Linked DNA regions of Mus musculus: all the other regions are linked to region 2. Evidence: chromatin loops called from intact Hi-C (ENCODE). Cell type or tissue: heart. All regions are shown on one strand. Links, peaks and the distances in the headings refer to the core of each region. The heading gives the core; the rest is flanking DNA.

Region 1 (4,353 bases), core at 722-3,221, 160 kb after region 2:
CTAGCCTCAAACTCACAGAGATCTCCTGCCTTTGCCTCCTCAGTAGTGGGATTAAAGGCATGCACTAACACCGACTGCCCAGTTCTCACTACATTCTTATGTTATCCCAAATCTCTGATATTTACAGGAGTTTATAGTCAGGGTTCCTCCCACCCAAGCCCTCGCCCACCAAAACAGAGAGATATTTGAGTTCACTTTATAAAATGGCACAGTACTTGTGTGTAGAAGAATCCACATATATTTGTCATATACGGTAAATAGCTGTAACTATATGTAGGGAATGCTCCTTTAAAAAGTCTATGTGCATGGTGGCTCACGCCTTTAATCCTAATCCTAGAGGCAGAAATGTATAAGTTCCAGGCCAGCCAAGGCAGACAAAAAGAAAGCAAACAAACAAAAAAGAGAAAATAAAGTCTATGTACATTAAATATAGATGCAATTTTCAAATAGTGTTTTTAATCTGTGTTGGTTGACTCTGGATTTGAACTCATACAGAGGGCCAATTGGAGCTCACACTTCTCCATCATACTGCGGTGGGTATAAACACATTCAGTTATTCCTTCAGAAAATCCTTTTTTTTTAAGATTTATTTACTTATTTATTTATTATATATAAGTACATTGTAGCTGTCCTCAGATACTCCAGAAAAGGGCATCAGATTTCATTACAGACGTAACGTGGTTGCTGGGATTTGAACTCGAGACCTTCGGAAGAGCAGTCGGCGCTCCTAAACCACTGAGCCATCTCGCCAGCCCCCAGAATATGATTCTTAAAGACGCAGACTATTCTATGTGTTTCTATACACAGAACTTGGCACACACTTTACAAAAGCACCCCATACTCTTCAGATTGACTTTTTATTTCCCACCACCTATCTACACACATGCAAACTCATCTGCAAACAGACCTCCTTCAGGGCAACAGAGACAAAGGCTGCCTTTCCTAGGTCAATTATATCAACAAAGTTCCTTTGACCCAATGAACTCTATTTCCAGTGAAATAAAAAGTGTACGAGTTCCTTCAACATGCACTTGAGAAGTAGTGGCGACAGTCTCGTGGGCTAAAACAAAATGTGATTCCTACATGTAGTTTCTTTCCAATTATTACAAACGTGTGAAAAACGTATCAGAATGGATATCAGAAAGAGGAAGAAAGGAGAAATACAGAGACGTGTAAGGAAAACAACTAGTGGAAACATGGTTTTTGTCTTTTCAAGACAGGGTCTTTCAGAGATCCGCCTACCTTTGCCTCCCTAGTGCTGAGACTAAAGGCGTGCACTACCACGCCCACCAGAAAATACTAGTTCTTTACACAAGTTTTCAAAGCAAGCTCATTCAGAAAGGGGGATGTCGAAAACACCCACACTGCGGTCAATTTAACGATAGTGACACTGGTTCCTCTAACTGATTCTGCAATTTAATGCCCATGGCTTGCCAGAGAAACCGGTGTATCCTTTTAGGTTCTTTAGCCTACCTCATTCTCGACATTTGGGAGGAAAGCATCTTGCTACGTTACATAATGTGGGCCTGGCTACTTGCGTGCTTATAACCAATTGCATCTTTTAAGTCCAACGACAAAATGACAGCTACCTAAAATCTTTTTAGACCGTGACGTCACGAATCAAATTCTACTTAAAGGGGAGGGTACTCACACGACGCTCACCACTGGCCCCTTCAGGCTTCCTACCCTGCTCCTTACTGTGGCCACCACCCAGACACTTTGTCCCGTCGGCAGGCCACACAAGAATCATAGGCTCTGGAACGGCCCTGATGTCTTGGAGGGATTCTAGGGCTTAGGGTACCCAAGGACAGCAGGAGAGGGGCTTGGTTTCAGAGAGTGGGACTGATCTCCGAGGGTCGCGAGGACAAAGCCTAGCAAGCGGAGCTCCGCACTGAGGGCCGAGGGACTGCACGGTGTCCTCCCTCCCCCAGTCTCGGGGATACAGGCCTGGACCCTCCCTGGCGACTTGTCGGGGAAATGGAGATAGGCGGAAACGACCTCTGTCACCCCTACCTTGGCAGACGGCACCACCGTAATCTTCTTGAAGTTGTAATGCGCCATGCCGGCGGTGGAACGCACGAGGAACCAGGAGAAGCGGAGGACCGGACTTCCGCCGGCGGAGGTGGGCGGGACTTCCGCTATCCGGCGTGACACAACTTTGGCTGCCGGACTCAAGCGTTACATCATTTCCTGAATGTCCGCGAGGCGTGGCCCACGCGTCCGCCTAGACAGGCTTCTAGTCCCACAGCGTCCCCGCTCGGCCGGGAAGTCCGCCGCCAAGAGCCGCGGTAGAGATCTGCTGGGTTTAGAGGTGGGAGAGATAACCTTGCGGGGTGAAAGGGAGACTCCCGGCTGGCCACCTTGGCGGGGCTCTCAGGAAACACTGCCCTCACCCAAGCCGGCTTCGGGGCTCCAAAGGGTGTTTCCAGCCACCTCTGGGGACGCCGCGGCCAGAGCGAGTGACGAGCGGGAAGACGCAGCGCGGGGCTTCTGCATCACTTTGGTGTCCCTTGAGCAAGAAAGGCTGTCTGTCGCCTGGCAGTGTGGAAAGTTATTTATTCGAGTAAATTATGTTGACGGGGCTTCTGTTAATGGAGTAGACTGCATACTTCCAGGTGGCCCGAGTTTCCTCTCCTGACCTTGCAGTCTCGAGGTGGTTTGTGGGTGCTCCACCTTCACCTGACCTTCACCTGACATGGGCCAGTGAAAAAACTCTGCCCCCCACACAGCTGCCCAGAACCCAGGCACCAGACATAGACACAAAGTCTGATCCGTACAGACCTACATGGATTGAAGCCAACCTTCCCACTTGCGTTTTCCCTGTCAGTTTAATTAAGCCACCCATTTCTTTACCTTAATCCATCTACTCTTGCCTCATGATTATCTTTTAACTAAAAGACCCTTTCTCAGGTGTTGCCATCTTCTTCAAACCTTTCTCCCTATTTTTCTGTGACATCCATCATTCTGGTACTTGATGTCTAGAATGCAGTCTTCTTTGCTAATTTACCTTCCTGAGTCTCTCCCTAACTAGATAATCCTCAAGGTTCTTCCTCTCCTCAAAGTCTCCTTTCTCCTTTCTCCTTCACAGCCCCAGTGTGGACTACTTTGATAATACAAGTTGCTTTCAGCCTGGTGTCTTTTTTAATTACAATCAGACATTTTCAATCAGACTCCAGATATGTTAAATTGGGTATTTCCCAAGAGCATTTACTTTCTGCTTTTCTGACTAAATGCATCTCTCTGTGCTGTTGGAAAGGACAGTCTCGGGCTGGTGAGATGGCTCAGCGGGTAAGAGCACTAACTGCTCTTCTGAAGTTCCTGAGTTCAAATCTCAGCAACCACATAGAGGCTCACAACCACCCATAATGAGATCTGACACCCTCTTCTGGTGCGTTTGAAGTCAGCTACAGTGTACTTATGTATAATAATAAATAAATCTTTGGGCTGGAGTAAGCAAGAACTGAGTGAGGCTCGGCAGTGGTGGCGCATGCCTTTAATTCAAGCACTTGGGAGGCAGACACAGCTGGATTTCTGAGTTTGAGGCCAGCCTGGTCTACAGAGTGAGTTCCAGAACAGCCAGGGCTACACAGAGAAACCCTGTCTCAGAAAAAGCAAAAAGGAAAAAAAAAAAAAAAAAAAACTGAGTGAACTGAATTGATCGGAGCAAGCAGGGTGGACTGGAGCAAGCATAGGTCCTAAAAATTCAATTCCCAACAACCACATGAAGGCTCACAACCATCTGTACATATACAGTGTACTCACATACATAAAATAAATAAATCTTAAAAAAAAAAAAAAGGCCAGGCGTGGTGGCGCACGACTTTAATCCCAGCACTCGGGAGGCAGAGGCAGGTGAATTTCTGAGTTCGAGACCAGCCTGGTCTACAAAGTGAGTTCCAGGACAGCCAGGGCTACACAGAGAAACCCTGTCTCAAAAAACCAAAAAAAAAAAAAAAAAAAAAAAAAAAGGAAAGGAAAGGACAGCCTCACATTCTGACTCCCCACTAGGGTACTGAACAAAACTGAACAGAGTCAAGAGCAAGGTTGACCAAGACTAAAGACCTTGAAACAAAGTTAGTAGATGAGGCCTCAGGGGCAGAGGTGAGGTCATAAGAAGAGTGGCCCTACTGATGATGAATCCCAGGAACAGGAGCAGAGAAGGAAAATTATGGAATAAGGCAAAAGAGCTGTATGTGGTCCCACACAGTGGGTTAGCAGAATCCAGGTATTCACCAAGGAGACTCAGTCCTTGGAGCCCAGCTCAAATAGGAGGAAGTGGATAAGGATGAAGCACTTGGACAATTGATAAAATTTTCACTCTCAGGTAACTCAAGAATCCCATATGGTGTTAAA
Region 2 (4,353 bases), core at 1,056-3,555:
TAAATTATAATAACTTACAATTCCATTGTTCTAACAATGAGAGATCACTTGATTTTCCTGTATTAATTAAATCTTTTGTTAAAAGCCAGATAACATGAAAATGTAATAGCAGTCTATAGTCCAGCTCGTCAAGAAAATGTTTATTCATTCAATAAATATTGATTAAACTGTCATGCTATTTATACGGCAGAGAAGATAGAGGACACCTGTCATGCCTAAGATGATGCTTACTCTAAATGATAAAAAGCCGGCATAAATACAACTGGCAAAGCTCCTGTCCTTACAGGACAGAGGCACTACACATACTCACAAAACATACACATAGTGGCTAATGTAAGAATGAATGTCATGTATATACATACTAGGCTGAGCATATATCTCATGAGCAAAATCCACAAGAAAGTATGTCATCCGTGTCATCTGCACTCACATGGTATGGAACGTAAGAATGAATGTCATGTGTATACATACTAGGCTGAGCATATATCTCATGAACAAAATCCATAAGAAAGTATGTCATCCGTGTCATCTGCACTCACATGGTATGGAACGCGCTGCACACACAATCAGGTGGGGGTGAGTACTTTGAAGAGAATAAGAAAGGGAGCAGGAGATACAGCCAGCCGAAGGGCTGCAGTCTTACACAGAATTACTGAAGACTAACAACAACTGAGTCCCATTATGGAGAAGAAAGAAAGGAGAAAGGTATGCAGATGGTGAAGGAATATCCTTCCATGCAGAAAACAAATAGAAAGTCTTTCTTCTCTGCTATATAACTGGGCTTGCTTGTGTGAGGGGCAATGTAGCAGGTGCTATGGAAAACCTGGGAGGCCATGGAAAGGACTCTGCTCTACTCTGCATGGGGTAGAAAAATCCTCACTTCTGAGCAGAGACTCGTTACCTGAAGTAAACACAGGAAAACGAGAGGAGGCTGCTATGCACTGAACTGTGTCACCCACCACACACGCACATGCCAAAGCCCCAACTGCAAGACCTCAGAATGTGACCCTAGTAAAAAAAAAAAGGCCCTTAAGAGGCAATTAAAATTGGGTCGAGTGTAGGGCCCAGTCTACCATGACTGATGCACTGCAGTAAAAAACAATTACTATAGAGACACATACAAAGAAAGATCATTCGAGGGCACAGTGACAAAGTAACCACCTGCTAGGCAAGGATAGAGGCCTTAGAATAAAGCAACCCTTGGTACCTTGTTCTTAGACTTCCAGTCTACAGACTGTGCTAACACAAATTGATGCTGAAGCCACTAGCTGCAGGAAAAACCAGGGAAATCTCCCTAGAGGAAAGAGAAGTCTAGGTGTGGGTAGTAGTAAGAAGACTGACTTCTGCCCTCAGGAAAGCTGCAGAATTTGTCAGCAGGTATATATACACATGGAACACACACACTGAAGACAATTTAAAGTCTACGGTCCAAACTCCTGAGTGACTGGTGACGGCACAGCTGAGATGAGCAACTGGATAAGAGCAACAGGTTAGGGTACACCCAAAACCCAGGACATCCCAGCAAGGTATTGATTAGACGACAACTGAAGTCTGGAGTTAAGAGTAAAGTCAGTATGCAAATTGAGACCCACAGCAACAGCTGGTCCTTAACGTCATAGATGCTGAATGAGACCAACTAGACTAGTACAGGAAACAGCAGTTAGGCAGCATACTCACACACCAGCGGGTAGAGCATCCGAGAACCACCCAAGATTTGAGGGAAGGAAGAAACAGGAAGAAAGGGTGTGTTAGAGTCTCCAAAAGCAGCTTCAGTGTCTACTGGACGAGCAACCATGAAGGCAGCACGAGGACTGAGGACAAGCAGAGTTGTGGGGACACTAAGCGAGACAAGTGGGACTCGGGAGGGAAAAGAGTGCATTTTCACAGACACTGCTAAGATGTTGGTGTCAGTGGGGTAATAGTTCTGGGAGGGCGCTGCGACAAACGTGTGCTGGTGTTAGAGCTGTTCTGAGGAAAGAGAAGCACTGCAGAACCCATCAAGAACAGGAAGTAGAACTCTACTGACAGAACAAGGAATTGCCAGACTACGCTAACATCTGCTAAGACTGCAGGGTGCACGACAGTACACAGGGTAGTGTAACTCTTCTAGGAAGCCACAGGTGAGTGACAGGCGAAGGAAGGGGAGCTTGGGGAAAACAGGTACAGCCTAGCAGAGGAAAGCTCTAAGCATAGCTGTGATCAGTATGGGCCAGAGTGCAGAAAGAGTATCAAAACTAATCCTAGAAAGGTTTACAAAGGGAGACCAAATCAGACCCTCTAGTCCACGCATATAACAACTCATGCCTATAACCCTGCACTTTGGAGGAGGCAGGGCTACCAGAATTTCAAGGCCACTCAGAGTTAAACAGTGAAGCAGTTTCAAAAGCAAACAGCAGGAGGACAAGAGAAGCCCTGCAAAGAAAGAACTCTATCTCAAAAGCCAAGGGAGCCACTGACATATCAGCCTATCCATTACTCTAGAAAGAGGACTCATGGTGAATCATGAAAAGGGAGCCATAATGGGCCGCCGCTAGATTAGCTCAACTAGCTAAAAAATGAGGAGCCTGAAAAACTGTGAAAAGGTTAAAGGCTGGCAAAACCGGTTCCCTTCTGCATGAGATGAGAGCTTCATTCCCAGGCTGTGCTGGTCAAGAGAATAATGACTCCCAGCATATAAACATATCAAGACAGGAAGGGCCGCTACAATCACCGGAAATGCCTGTTGGGAACGATGCAGTAACACTGGAGCCCTGAGCTGTTTCTGGTAGAACTCTTCAGACAGGCCTGGTTCTTTATCATGAGGCTTCTCAGCTCCCACACCTGCCCCAGAGAAGTCTTACAGCCCTATACCTGGACTGCTGCACAGTTCTGGATGGCTCTGTGGACAAGGATCTCTTTGGCTAGGTACTGAACATAGCTTCAACAAAGAATATTGTATGTGACACCTGACACACTGTCCTGCCTGTCTTGCACTTCCCACGTAACTATTCTCAATGGTGATCCATAGGAAAACTCAGCGGATAGCTCTCTTGGATGCTGCATAACAGTTCCCCAGTGCTTTCACTAAGGGGGAAAAACAAATGTGTATGTATGTGTGTATGTATATATATATATATAAGTAAAAAATAAAATACCTCAGATGGAGCTACCTCCTCAGCTCCTCAGATAAGCAACACACAGAGTTAAGATCATGTACATGGTTTGGGCCTTATTCAGGATCTTTTCCACTGCAGAGACCACATTAAAAAACAGGGCTCAAAAAAGACTAAACCTCGTGTTTTAGAAGGTGAAATGACATAAGTTAATTTGGGAGAGCAGAAGTCCATGACAAAGGTACCAACAAGTTTGCTTTCTGATTAAGATCTTTTCCTGCCTGGCAACCAGTTGGCCTTTCACATAATGGGGGGAAAAGAAAGCAGGGTCTCTGGTGTCTTAACAACACTAAGATTATCAGACCAGGCCCACACTATGGTTTCATTTAACCTGAACTACTTTTTCTTAAAGATATTGCCTCTAATTAAAGCCACTTTAGCATACAAATTTTGGAGTGACACAAATACCCAATTGTGGTTTGAATAGGAATGGCACCCCACAGACTCATGTGTTTGAATGCTTTGCCTGTAGGGATGGCACTATTAGGAGGTGTGGCCTTGTTGGAGGAAGTGTGCCACTGTGGAGGTAAGTGGGCTTTGAGGTCTTAGAAGCCGAAGCCAGTCACTTCCTGCTGCCTGTGGATCAAGATGTAGAACTCAGGCTGGAGAGATGACTCAGTGGTTAAGAGTGCCGACTGCTCTTCTGAAGGTCATGGGTTCAAATCCCAGCAACCACATGATGGCTCACAATCATCCATAATGAGATCTGATGCCCTCTTGTGGTGTGTCTGAAGACAACTACAGTGTACTTACATATAATAAGTAAATCTTTAAAAAAAAATGTAGAACTCTGAGCTCCTTCTCCAGTATGCATCCCACCATGCATCCCACCATGACGATAATGGACTAAACCTCTGGAACTGTAAGCCAGCCCCAATTAAATGATTTATATGGGTTGCCATGGTCATGGTGTCTCTTCACAGCAATAGAAACCGTAACTAAGACATCATCCATAACATTCTAACCCTGTGCCTCCAAATTACGGAGCTTTTTTACACTGAAAAATGTTTATTCTATCCCAAAATAGCAATGCATTCAAACATTAACACTAAGTCTAGTGTACATTCTTAACACAATACCATTCAGATTGGGAGGTCTGTGTGAGAATCAAGGCACAATTCATGCCTAGGGAAAATTCATATCTATCTATAGTCCACAAAAAACAAACAAGATATAGTTATATAAAATATAACACCAGGAG
Region 3 (4,353 bases), core at 1,272-3,771, 47 kb before region 2:
ACCCCATTAAAAAATGGGGCTCAGAGATAAACAAAGAATTCTCACCTGAGGAATATCGAATGGCTGAGAAACACCTGAAAAAATGTTCAGCATCTGTATTGGCTAGTTTTGTGTCAACTTGACACAGCTGGAGTTATCACAGAGAAAGGAGCTTCAGTTGAGGAAATGCCTCCATGAAACCAACTGTAAGGCATTTTCTCAATTAGTGATCAAGGGGGAAAGGCCCCTTGTGGGTGGGACCATCTCTGGGCTGGTTGTCTTGGGTTCTATAAGAGAGCAGGTTGAGCAAGCCAGGTGAGGCAAGCCAGTAAAGAACATCCCTCCATGGCCTCTGCATCAGCTCCTGCTTCCTGACCTGCTTGAGTCCCAGTCCTGACTTCCTTTGGTGATGAACAGCAGTATGGAAGTGTAAGCCAAATAAACCCTTTCCTCCCCAACTTGCTTCTTGGTCATGATGTTTGTGCAGGAATAGAAACCCTGACTAAGACAGCATCCTTAATCATCACGGAAATGCAAATCAAAACAACCCTGAGATTCCACCTCACAACAGTCAGAATGGCTAAGATAAAAAATTCAGGTGACAGCAGATGCTGGCAAGGATGTGGAGAAAGAGGAACACTCCTCCATTGTTGGTGGGATTGCAGGCTTGTACAACCACTCTGGAAATCCGTCTGGCAGTTCCTCAGAAAATTGGACTAGTACTACCGGAGGATCCAGCAATACCTCTCCTGGGCATATACCCAGAAGATGTTCCAACTGGTAAGAAGGACACATGCTCCACTATGTTCATTGAAGCCTTATTTATAATAGCCAGAAGCTGGAAAGAACCCAGATGTCCCTCAACAGAGGAATGGATATAGAAAATGTGGTACCTTTACACAATGGAGTACTACTCAGCTATTAAAAAGAATGAATTTATGAAATTCCTAGGCAAATGGATGGACCTGGAGGGCATCATCCTGAGTAAGGTAACCCAATCACAAAAGAACTCACATGATATGTACTCACTGATAAGTGCATATTAGCTCAGAAACTTAGAATACCCAAGATATAAGATACAATTTGCAAAACACATGAAACTCAAGAACTCAAAGGCCAAAGTGTGGACACGTTGCCCCTTCTTAGAATTGGGAACAAAACACCCATGGAAGGAGTTACAGAGACAAAGTTTGGAGCTGTGACAAAAGGATGGACCATCTAGAGACTGCCATATCCGGGGATCCATCCCATAATCAGCTTCCAAACGCTGACACCATTGCATACACTAGCAAGATTTTGCTGAAAGGACCCAGATATAGCTGTCTCTTGTGAGGCTATGCCAGGGCCTAGCAAACACAGAAGTGGATGCTCACAGTCAGCTATTGGATGGAGCACAGGGCTCCCAATGGAGACACTAGAGAAACTACCCAAGGAGCTGGGGGGATCTGCAACCCTATAGGTGGAACAACAATATGAACTAACCAGTACCCTGGAGTTCTTGTCTCTAGCTGCATATGTATCAGAAGATGGCCTAGTTGGCCATCACTGGAAAGAGAGGCCCATTGGTCTTGCAAACTTTATATGCCTCAGTATACGGGAACGCCAGGGCCAAAAAGTGGGAGTGGGTGGGTAGGGGAGTGGAGGGGAGGGTATGGGGGACTTTTGGGACAGCATTGGAAATGTAAATGAAAAAAATACCTAATTAAAAAAAAAAAGATTTTCCTTGGCCATTGTGTCTGTTCACAGCAGAAAAATCCTAACTAAAACATGAACCAATTCAAACTCTATCCTTTTGTGTTTCCTACATCTCCTAACTGGACCATGAAAGCTATCATACCCAATGAATACAGTTTAGTTCTTTGAAGTATCTGATGCTCTCGGGGAGACTCTCACTGTCCACTGCTCATTAGGATGCCTTCGGACATCCTGTGTTTCAGCATTCTTCACCTGCAGCCTCCATCAGCTAAGCTAATCCCCCACCTGCCCACTTCCTCCCTCCTCTCTCTGTGATCTGTAGCCCTCACAGGACACCTGCAGGACTTCCCAGGCCTTCTTCCCAACTCCTTTTCCTATTACTTTGTAGAATTAAATACAAAGATCCACAACACTCTGAGAGGACCTTTTCAACCCTTAATGCCAGCCACACACTCACCCTGGAAGACAGCATATCGATATCCCATCTGGTGAGGGTGCTTTGCACAGCTCCACCTGGCGTAGGTTCCTAGATGCAGACACATGTTGGGTGGGTTACCTGACTATACAACACATGATGAAAGGTGGTATCAGCAACTGAAACAGAAGGAGCCACACATATACCTCTGCCACGTTTCTGTGGTGTGCGTGTACATGTATCTACTCAAACATGCTTGTAATGTGACTATTCTCCTATATTCATACATAAAGTTTGTGTGCAGTCAGAGGTTATATGTGTGTACAGTGATGTATGCTCATGTATGCCCATTGCATAGTGTGAATGTGTATGCATCTGTCTTCAGCACTGTTCTATGGTTGTGAAGAGACACCATGACTGCAGCAACTCTTATAAAGGAAAACATTTAACTGGGGCTTGCTTACAGTTTCAGAAGTTTAGTCCATTATCATCATGGCAGGGAACACACAGGTAGACATGGTGCTGGAGAAGCAGCTGAGAGTTCTAAATCTGGATCCACAGGCAGCAGGAAGAGAGAGATACTAGGTTTGGCTTGGGCTTTTAAAACTTCAAAACCACCCCCAGTGGCACACTTCCTCCAACAGTACCACACCTGATCCTTCTCATATAGTCCTCTTCCTGAGGACTAAGCAATCAAATATATTCGCCTTTGGGGGCCATTTGTATTCAAACCAGATCATGCCTACATAAGTATGCTGTGAGTTTGTATAGGTTTTTTTGTGTGGTGGGTACATGTTTATGCTTGCCTGTGTGTGTGCATACTTGTGTAATGGGTATATGTGTGAGTGTGTGAGAAAAAGAAGAGAGGAGAGGAGAGGAAAGGTGTGGTGAGGGGAGAGGAGGAGAGAGGAGGGAGAGAGAGAGAGAGTCAGAATTGAGGACCCAGGAACGTAAAACAGCAATGAAAGGGAGCCTGAAGACAAAGCTGACGTTGTCTCAGGCATCCTCTGCAGCATGGCTTGCCAGCTCCAAACCCAGGCCAGGCCTCCTGTGTCACACAGGCTCTTGAGACCTGTTAAAATGTCCCTGTTGTCAGTTAGGATCAATGGCTTCAGAAGGACAGAGATGGTAGAAAATATTCCCTGTGCCCTTATTTCTCTCTCTTCCACAAAGAGAGGCTGTCGGAGCCCTTCAGTCTCACAGTAGATCGAGGTGGGGGTTTTTTTCCCTACCAGGCACTGATTTGCAGACAGGACTAATGTGCAGATTAAAACTGGACACTGCTGAGTAAAGCAATTTCCACCCCATGACATTTGAAAACACTGATAACGGCCATAGAAACCCGCTCTGTGTGCACCGGCTTCCTTCAGCAGCGATTATGGTGGCCAAGAGGTTAAGACAGTGTTTGTGCCCAGCCAGACAGAAACGTGGCTGCGACACTGGACAGGAATTTGATGCTCTATAAATTAGGGTCACAGTGATGGGATTTGTTTACTTATTTGTTGACTTGTGTGGGGTTCCTAGGAGTTGAACTTGGGGTTTTGTGCACGCTCGGCGGGGGACCCTACCTACACCTCCAGCCCCGAGAATGCAAAATACTAATCACAAAGGCTGCGTGATAGAAATGCAGACTTTTCACCGTAGAAAACTTTCTAGAATGAAACTCTGTGGAAACATTTCTCCTGCTATAATATTTGTCATCGAGGGTGTAAAAAGCCTCCATGCAAAGTCTACCAGATGTACACAACCTGCTCCCATCAAAAAGTGACAATGTCATCAACAGAGTTTGTGCTGATGAACTGAGCAACTGAGTTACATCAAAAGGACATTTATCCAAAAATGTCACATTTTAAGTGAGTTTATAATTTTTTCCTGAGCTGTGTTCATCACTATCCTGGCCACATACAAACTACAGATGATGGGCTGACATGCCTGACAATGTAGAAGCTGTCTCCGGAGATACCATCTAGGAAGTGATTGGCACCCGTTTGATGGACATTCACAATCCTTCAAGAGCCATGTGGTTAATGTCACTGAGCAAAGTAGCATAGAGTTTCTCAGACTGCCCTAGAGTGCACCTCAGCCATGCGAACAGACCCCTGTCTTTCAGCTCCACATAAATGAAATATGGCAATTCTGGCTGCATTTTGTCTGGTAATATTTTCAAGATGGGGAGGGGGGGAGGTGGAGGCTGGGATCAAGTTGTAATTTGCTTAACGAATGCTTCTATTTGGGTAGTACTAGCACAGGTTAGCTCCTTCCTG

The links. A loop is a pair of places that touch in the nucleus more often than their neighbours do. Peaks named below come from ENCODE experiments on the same cell type or tissue, not always from the same donor. Only the 100,000 strongest peaks of a DNase experiment are listed, where the experiment ranks them.
Region 1: it touches region 2 in a loop (3-fold over the local background); 5 of 42 quality-filtered maps call a loop at or near these places.
Region 3: a loop joins it to region 2, with 2.3 times the contacts of the local background. A loop is called at or near these places in 2 of 42 quality-filtered maps.

What each region holds. Positions count from the first base shown.
Region 1 is chr13:8,993,936-8,998,288 of GRCm38, forward strand. Gtpbp4 (GTP binding protein 4) reads right to left here and starts at 2,077. Exons shown (of 17, transcript NM_027000.4): 1 at 2,014-2,077. The coding sequence starts at 2,061. In heart, for the core only: a CTCF peak has its summit at 2,254; a DNase peak (open chromatin) is centred at 2,196; H3K4me3 peaks cover 2,274 bases; H3K27ac peaks cover 2,022 bases.
Region 2 is chr13:8,837,439-8,841,791 of GRCm38, forward strand. All of the region lies in intron 9 of Wdr37 (WD repeat domain 37), which reads right to left. Among named protein-coding and RNA genes, the nearest start is that of Wdr37, 31 kb to the right of the region's middle. In heart, for the core only: a CTCF peak has its summit at 2,038; DNase peaks (open chromatin) are centred at 1,873 and 2,713; H3K27ac peaks cover 704 bases.
Region 3 is chr13:8,789,989-8,794,341 of GRCm38, forward strand. No RefSeq gene overlaps it. Among named protein-coding and RNA genes, the nearest start is that of Wdr37, 79 kb to the right of the region's middle. In heart, for the core only: no CTCF peak of the experiment used is centred there; no DNase peak of the experiment used is centred there; H3K27ac peaks cover 332 bases.